2 separate regions of the Mus musculus genome follow, and region 1 is linked to region 2. Evidence: chromatin loops called from intact Hi-C (ENCODE). Cell type or tissue: left cerebral cortex. All regions are shown on one strand. Links, peaks and the distances in the headings refer to the core of each region. The heading gives the core; the rest is flanking DNA. Region 1 overlaps 4933414I15Rik (RIKEN cDNA 4933414I15 gene). Region 2 overlaps Clk4 (CDC like kinase 4).

Region 1 (4,395 bases), core at 190-4,189, 330 kb after region 2:
TCTGCCCTCTGGTTTATGACCTTGCTGAGCTTCCACGGCAAAGTCATGTGGATCATCACTTCTCAACCTTCCTTCCCAAGCAGAAACAGAGACTCTGGATTCTCTAGCCCAAAGCCAATGAGCTACTTCCTCAGTAAGCGAATGGTCACAGACTGCATCTCACTCCCTCCGTACGGTGGAAGATGTCTCTTAAGTTCATTTAGATTCTCAAATATACGGCGCTTAATTCAAGGAGCGGGGGAATGCCTCTGTCATGCAGTTTATTTTTAAAGACGTGCATGTGTGCAGGCGTGCCCATGTGCATACGTTGCATGCATATCCATGTGCGGGAGGGCACACACGTGCACAGGCAGAGAGACTAGAAGAGGGTGTTGGGTGTCCTCTGCCACTTTCTGCCTATTCTTCGGAGGCAGAGCAAGTCACAGCGATCCTCTGAGTGGCACACTCAGTGGGGTTTGAGACCTGCAGGGGTACACGGCTTATTGTGCAGATGCTGAAATAACCTAAAAATCTAGTCCTTGTGACTGGCATCGAGTGTTCTTAGCTACCGAGGCATCTCTCCAGCCCTGTTTTTTCCCCATTTGGAGAAAGGGTTTTATGTCTAGCCTCAGACCAGCTGGGGGATGAGACTCCTGTCTTCTCCTTCCAAGTGCTCAGGTGACAGGTTTGTGTCACCACACCCAGTTTATACAGTACTAGGTACTGACCCAAGGGCTCTGTTCATGTTACCAAGCTACACCCCAAACCTTGCCATATGGTTTTTACTGGCTCTGTGGGCCTTGTCCATACAGCCAAATACCAGGTAGTAGGAGTTTCCTACTCAACCCTAACCAACCAATGAAGTTATTTATTTTGGGAATAACCTACATGGTCAGATTTTTTCTTACTTAAATGTTGAAAATTGGCCTCCATGTCTCTGTAAGACACAGGAAAATGCCACAGCTAACACGATACAACAGAGCCACCTAGGAAAAGAGATCCTCAGCTGAAGACTTTCCCTGATTGGACTAGCCTGTGACCATGTCTGTGAGGCATTTTCTTATTCATTGGTGTGGGATTGTCCATCCCACTGTGGGTGGCACCATCCCTAATAAAGTTGTCTAAGAAAGTGATCTTGGGCTGTAGCAGAATGGGGGCAGGGGACTCCTACTTTGAATTCCTGTCTTGGCTTTCCTTTATTATTGACTATGTCTATAAAGGCAAACCAAACCTTTCCTGCCAAATGCTTATTCTGGTCAGTGTTTTTACTACAGCAACAAGAAACCAAACCAGGGCAAATGGTCTTATATTGCCCAATGCCAGGCTATATACCAGTCCCCCGATGGTGTGTAACAGGCCTTCAGGGAACTATTAGCTTCCTTGAGTTTCCAAGGTTTCAGGAGCCCTCCACAGGATCTAAGAGGCTCTCTGCAGAACTAGTTAATGACAGGACCCTGGTTATTAGCTTCTCTGTCACCTGGACACAGCCTAGAGGCATCCTGAAGGATTGCCCAGTTCAGTCTCCCCTGAGGCCATACCGTGAAAGATGGTCTTTATTGGTGATTGATGTGGGATGGCCCAACCCATTGTTGGCTGCACCAACATTAGTCTGATGGGCCTAGGCGACATAAGATGAGCATGAGCCAGTGAGTGATAGGAATGTAGCCTGAGGCTAGCACAGGGATATCTGGAGCGCAGAAGGTATAGTGTTTTCTAACCTGACAAGCCAGGGTGTTTGCAGGTAACATTCAGAGCTCTTCTTTCTAGTCCAGGAGCAAGGGGAGGGTATGCCAACTATCCAAGATCCCAGGAAGCAAAGAGCCTGACCTACAGAAAGTAGTAGGACAACACTGCCCTCTTGTGGTCACGATGTAGAACTGCACCAGCGGACACTAAAGCACTTCCTTAGACATTTATTGAGATGTCTTAACTATAGACCATACAACCAGACGAATGGCAAATATCCTACATTCAACTAGATGTGACTAACATAAAAACATCTTGACATAATTATCATTGCTCTGAAGGGAACAATCGCATTGTAGAAGCAGCGACTCATGTTCAAAGACTCTTGAGGAAAGAGTCAGATAGACCTGGACACTCTAACAGAGCTCTGATCCGAACACCTGGGATAGGACAGCCCAATTCTTATCACATCAAAACCTCTATTGTGGGGCTGGCGAGATGGCTCAGAGGATAAGAGCGCTGACTGCTCTTCCGAAGGTCCCCGAGTTCAAAACCCAGCAACCACATGGTGGCTCACGACCACCCTTAATGAGATCTGACGCCCTCTTCTGGTGTGTCTGAAGACAGCAACAGTGTACTTATCTATAATAATAAATCTCCTTTTAAAAATAAATCTCTATTGTGTGACTTTTCATGGAGAGGTATGTGTATTCACCCAATATAACAAAACAAAGAAACGATTCTCCCGAAGTCTGACTAAGCAAGCCAGTGAGTTTACTGGGGTTTCTTATCGGACGGAGCATAAGAAAGGGGTTTCTCCAGCTGGAGTATGGGTAACTCAAAGGCAAATGAGTCAATGAAAAGTCCACCTTGGTTCAGCTGATGCCTCGTGAAACTGGCACGGTGGGGGCTTTCTGTACAATTTACAATCACCTCTCCCCATCAGCTGTCCACTGCTTTTATAACTTTGGAGAAGGCACCTGTGAACCCTTCAACCTTAAGCTCCCTATGCTTCGGAAGTTTCCTTTGTTTCCCACATCTTATGAACCTGCCGCCTCCCTCTGAAGGAAGAACACAACATTGTAACCTTTACTCCCGCCTCCAACTTCCCAAGCTTTGAAGGAGACGAGAGGTCTGCTTATTTTCCTGCAACTATAACTGAGCTTTGGACCACTGTGGCGCATCCATAACTTGGAACATGAATGGGTTATGAGTTTCTGCAATATACCACCCGTGACGAAAGGCTTCCCTCCACGACTGAGGTTGACAATCGTAACCAATACGAGCATAAACACAAATATTCAGAAGGCAAATCGACAGGTATATCCCGTCCACTAAACAAAATAGCAGCTGCTTCGCCCAGTGTGGCCTATGACAACCTCCTCCGTGGGCTTTGCGTTATGGTATCAGAAGTGAGTGAGCTTCTAGGGAATGGGCCCCGAATCCAAACAGAAAGCAGTTAGGTGCGCCAACAACAGTAATGCCATGACTTCATGAGCAGGCGATTTCTGCCTGGCGAGTTGGCAGTGCAATAAGCAGAGCAGGACCACCCATGACAATTCTTCCCGAGGACCTTGCACAATGTCTTCTACAGCTGTAAAAGTCACCCAGCAGGAAGGAAACGTTCTACTTAATCTCAGCCTGATTTCTCAACGTCCTGAAACCAAAGCATATAGTGTCTTTGGTAATAGAGGTTTGGCACGCAACCACCAATAATGGTAATAGGCTTTATAGCTATGGCCAAGAGATTATAAAGGAGTATTAAGGGGATGGTGGCACATGTCTTTAATTCTCACACTCTTGAGGAATAAAATAAGCAGGTCTCTGAGTTTGATACTGGCCTGGACTCCATAGTAAGTTCCAATCCAGTCAGGGTTACATAGTAAGACTCTGTCTCTTTAAATGAAAAAAAAAATGTACGGAAGTAACTGAGTCCTGACATCAGGATCTTCATTCAACAATTGCTGTTCAAGATGCTTTTCCAAATTTATAAAGCCATCAAAGGTTAGCATAATATATGCATATATATGTATATATATATGTGTGTGTGTGTGTATATATATATATATATATATATATATATATATATATATATATTCTTGCAGAAGATGGGTAAGATCCTGGAAGGCCCCAGCACTGTCCATTCTAAGCAGTCACAATTGTTCTTATCTCTGGGGTGGGGTGGAGGTGCGTTAGCAAGGGCCAACACACCATGGTGGGACCACATTGTGTCTTTTGTTTCATAAAAAGGGCAACATTGTGTACAGTGAGATGGTTGGAGGGCAATAGTCTAGCCTTCTATAATACACTGACATTTCCTGAAGCCATTCAATGTTCATTCAGTGTCATCCTGGGGTCGGCTGCTGCTCTTGTGGGGCCATTGCACATCTTCCCATCTCTGAGACTCTGTGAGGAGCTTGCACTGCTCTGCCCAAGTGAGGCCAAAGTAGGCAAAGCTTTCCTAGTTTGCTTTCTATCACTGGTAAACATGATGACCAAGAGCAACTTGGGGAGGAAAGAGTTTGTCTTACACATCCTGACCAGAGCCAAGGACAAAGCCCAGAGGCAGGAACTGAAGCAGAGACTGGAGGAACTCTGCTCACCCTCCTTGCTCCACCCAGCTTGTTCAGCCTGCTTCTTATACAACCCAGGACCACCTGCCAGGGGTGGCACTGCTCACAGAGGGCCAGCCCAGCCACATCACCAACCAAGAAAAAGCCCCAAGGCTCG
Region 2 (4,395 bases), core at 98-4,097:
TCTCAGATAGCATTTCAGGTAGCTTTTCTTATCGGGATTAACCACTTTCTATGACATCTCAATTGGGAAACACTTCTTGCACACCCAAATATATATGCCATCTTCCTATGAGTATCATTATTATTCAACTTTGTATATGTTCTTGAATATAATCTTTTGACTTCCTTCCCCCTTTTTGATGGAAGGGTTTCTAAGGATTTTTGGGACCTCACATATATTGGGTAACAAGTGTTCTAACACTGAGCTAAATCCTCAGAGCCCTTAGTTTAGTCACTTGCTGAGCTACTGTCTCCTATCAATCCCAGACAGACATAGAACAAACTATAAAATTCATAGCTTTAGTCTAGGCAGTATAGAAACTAGCCTATGATATTGTTAACTTTTTTATTTTTTGCAGGAGTAAATATGTCTGATTCCAAATTTGATAAAAGCTATATAAGCAAATGACAACTTGCTGAAACTTAAAATGCAAGTCATTTACCAATCCGAGTCTTTAAACTGATGATGTGGTTTACAGTGCCTGTTCTCCTGAGTACTGCTGTGAGACCTTCTCTTGCGTTTGTGACTTCCACTGTAGCTTTCATGGCCCCAGCTTTCTCTACTATCCCAATCAGGACAGTGAGTTCGTTTGGAATGCCGCATCTGTTAACGAGAAGAGGGGGGAGTGAGGGTAAGTGGGAAGCTAAAGATGGTCGTATAACTATATATTACCATTGCTTAAATAGGAATACCTCACACACAGGGTCACGTAGGCTCTTAGCACTTCCCAAAGCTTAGAACACAATACCACTCCTATGTGAGATGATGCTGAATGGAACTGACTCTAGTACTAGATGACTGACAGCATGGAGACTTTAATAGGTTTTCTTTCGCTACATAGTACAAGGACAAATTCTCAACTTAGTGCTTGCCTTCAGAAACACTCATTTTTTGTTTTTTGAGAAAAGGATTTTCAGTTAGACCTGACTGTCTTGGAACCAACTCTGTAAACAAGGCTGGCCTCAAACTCAGAAATCTGCCTGCCTCTACCACCCAAGTGCTGGTATTAATGGGCATTTGTCAATGTACCTGGCTATTTTTTACATTTTTTTAAAAAGGGCCAATTAAAATTGCTCAAGGGCTGGACAGATTACTCAGTAATGTGCTTGCTATGCAAGCAATGAGGACCTGAGTTCAGATCACTCACACCCACATAAAAAGGCAGGCATCATAGCACAGACCTGTAACTCCAGACCTAGGGCTGGGGCGGGGCATATGGATCCCTAAAATTCACTGGCCAGCCCAGTCTAGCTTAATTGGCAAGCTCCAGGTTCAATGAAAGTCCTTGTCTGAAAAATGTGGAGACCCATGGAGATATCCCATTTTGACCTCTGGCCTGCACATGGGACAGAATGTATATGTACACTCCTAACACAAAATATTTTTTGTTTCCTTCTATTTATGCTGATTTTAAAAATTAGGTCACTTATAATGTTAATAATTCTACCAACTGAGCTACATTCCTGGTCTCTCAATTTGGTTAAAAATCAAGACTGACATGAATGCACACAGATTTTTTTTTTCCTTTGAGACAGGAAGTTTCTTGGTATAGGTCTGGCACTAGCTCTGTAAACTAGGCTGGCCTCAAACTCAAAGATCCACCTTCCTCTGCCTCTAGAGTGATGGAAATCAAAGGTGTGCACCACCATCTCCTGGCCAGATCTGAATATAAGAATAACATCTACAACTATAGTTAGCGATAGCCTATCCCAACAGTGTCATAAACATCCTTCAGTCTGGCAAAGTTTAATACAAATAATCATAAGTGAGAGAAGCAAGCAAGTAATTGATTTAAAGGTAAAGAGCCTTTCATTAATGAGATTTCCCCCCCCCTCAAACTCTGTAGAGTTCCTTTCTCTAAATGCCAGAATTAGTCCGATCCTTAAACTGAGACATGGCCAGTGACATCAGATAATGGTAACAATTCCCAAACTTCATCTCCAAGCTCCTGTGGATCTCTCCCAGGCTCAGTATCTAACATTTATCCTTTTACAGATCTGTGACTGTTGGACACCAGTGTTAATTCTCTCCTTTCATCATGTGGGTCTCAGAGATCAAAGGTGTGCAGCATTACCCATTTAACCACTTTGTTCCCCTACGTCAATTTTTAAAAAAAGATTAAATTTATTTTTAATGGGAATGGGGTAGGGTGGGGCAGGGTGGGGAAGATCTACACGAGTGCAGTTGCCCCTGGATACCACAAGAGGGCATAGGATGCCCTAAAGCCTAAAGGTCCATTACAAGAGCAGTGTCTCCAGTTCCATAGCTAAATCTTTAATTTTGAACTCTGCTAAGCAGAGTTTAATGGTTTGGGAGGGAAAAAAGAAAAAAGAAGCTGAATAAGGCCCAAATGGAACAAAACCAATTTAGTTGATCACCTTGAGCTTGCCTAAATGGCTGAAAAATAAGCCAACAAATCTATTAAACACCGGGCTTGCAAAGAAAGCAGTTTCAGTTCTCTTCCAAAGTGTTCCTCAGAAAGGGTGTGCATCACAACATCAGGGTGTGATACTATTATTATTTCCTGATTACTGAGGACGTAATGAGGGGAGAGGAGGTTTCTAATTGCTAGGCGAGACTCTACCACCGACCTACATACCCCCTGTCCAAATATTCAGTAAACCATATTCGTTCTTCTAATTCTGTGCCTGCCAGGCATCTTCCTGATAATGTGGCTTCTCTTGCTCAGTCAAAAATGAGAAAGCATGGATTAAACCACACACACACACACACACACACACACACACACAAATCCTAAATTCTTGATAGGTACCTTGGTTAAAAAAAAAGTTAGTAAGCCAAGCATTCCTTTCGATATAGTCATTTTAATATGGTGAAGTAAAACAGACAACACTGCAAACTTGCTGGAGACAAAAGCCCAAACTCAAGCTTTAGAGAAACACTCATCTTCCTATTTCCACTGGAGTTCTGCTGACATATTCCTCCTATTATCAAAATTGTATTTAAGGTTTTAGTTTGATTAAGGCTTTTTTTTTTTCTCTTTAGAGGGGGTGAGGGGAGGGAATTAAATTCTGAATCCCAAGCCACCGGGCTACAGGCTAAGCACTCTCAAAACACAGCAGCCCAGTGTACAGCTTCTGATGACTCATCCTTGTGACTGGCCATTAGGGTTTCACAAGTCTTGGTTGCTTGCTTCAAGTTACCCCCTCCCCCTCCACTTCACATCGCTACAGCCAGTTTACCTCTCACAGGACAAATCTCAACTTCTCAAGTGACTAATATGCAAACCCACCTATCAGTGGGTCCTTGTCCCAATAGGCCCCGACTAACATTCCCCATCCCTCCTCTGATCTCTGGCCGAGTTCGGAAATACTTTGTTTTTAGGCAGGTGTGGTGACACGTGCCACCCTAGAGGCAGAGGCAGGTGGAGTTCTGAGAGACTTCAAGGACAGCCTGGTCTGCACAGCGAGACCTTGTTTCAAACAACCAACAAAGAAATATTTACTTAGGAGGCAAAGTAAAAGATTTCTGAGCTCATGAGAGCTTTCATACACAGGAAAGAAAAGCTACCTCAAAATATTACACTATCTCTAACACTTAAAAATCATGCTACAATCCTCTGTATCCTTTCAATAAAAGATACAATGGAACCCATATGTATACGCTCATACTAGAAATATTATTCTCCACCACGTTTTAGAAGTTTCAGTCTCCCATTTAAGTGGGGGTACAAGAGGCCCTCGGGTGCGTGTTCAAAATTAGGCCAAATATCTGCAGCTTTAACATTAGACCAGGTGACAATCGGTCCACTGGTTTAGAGGGTTGGCTACTTGAGCAACAGAGCTGTCACAATGTAAATGCAATGTTCGCTCTCTAATTCCATCACTCAGCTCTCTAATCCCATCACTCAGGAGGCAGAGGCAGGAGAATCTCCTGAGTTCGAGTCCTGCCTGGCCTACATAATGCCTGGGCAATCGGGGCGACCCAGATCTAGGGGGGGCTTGGGGTGGGGTGACCGCCTGGCATGAAGGACGAACCTTCCTTCCCAAGTGTGATCCTCGAAGCTGGAGGTGAACTCCAGCCGCTGCCTGGCTCGCCGCAGCGCCTGCCCTACCTCTTCCGGGCAGCTGGCCAGGGCCCTTAGAGCTGAACAACAGAGCGAATAGCGGACTTTGGAAAAGGCTCCGGTTATGCAAACGGCCGAGGCCACAGACAGGGGTGAGTAGGGGGTCGGGGTGACTTCGACTCTGGACGGCACTAGTACCGGGGATGCGTCCCGCCAAGGGTCTCCCCGCTGGTTCCTGCGATGGACGGCCGAGGCCTTGACAAGAGGTGAGCGAGGCCCAAGCTGCCGGACCGCACCGTCGGGCGAACCCGGGGCCTGCGGGCCTTGAC

What was found. Hi-C counts contacts between places; a loop is a spot of excess contacts. Peaks named below come from ENCODE experiments on the same cell type or tissue, not always from the same donor. Only the 100,000 strongest peaks of a DNase experiment are listed, where the experiment ranks them.
Region 1: a loop joins it to region 2, with 6 times the contacts of the local background. A loop is called at or near these places in 15 of 42 quality-filtered maps.

Annotation. Positions count from the first base shown.
Region 1 is chr11:50,937,536-50,941,930 of GRCm38, reverse strand. It overlaps 4933414I15Rik (RIKEN cDNA 4933414I15 gene), which reads left to right. Exons shown (of 2, transcript NR_168570.1): 2 at 1-231. Among named protein-coding and RNA genes, the nearest start is that of 4933414I15Rik, 4.0 kb to the left of the region's middle. In left cerebral cortex, for the core only: a CTCF peak has its summit at 1,840 (motif pointing left); a DNase peak (open chromatin) is centred at 1,827.
Region 2 is chr11:51,263,418-51,267,812 of GRCm38, reverse strand. It overlaps Clk4 (CDC like kinase 4), which reads right to left. Exons shown (of 13, transcript NM_007714.6): 2 at 482-642. The coding sequence starts at 642. It also overlaps a transcript of BC049762 not described here. Among named protein-coding and RNA genes, the nearest start is that of Clk4, 2.5 kb to the right of the region's middle. In left cerebral cortex, for the core only: a CTCF peak has its summit at 2,250 (motif pointing right); DNase peaks (open chromatin) are centred at 2,303 and 3,222; H3K4me3 peaks cover 2,287 bases; H3K27ac peaks cover 334 bases.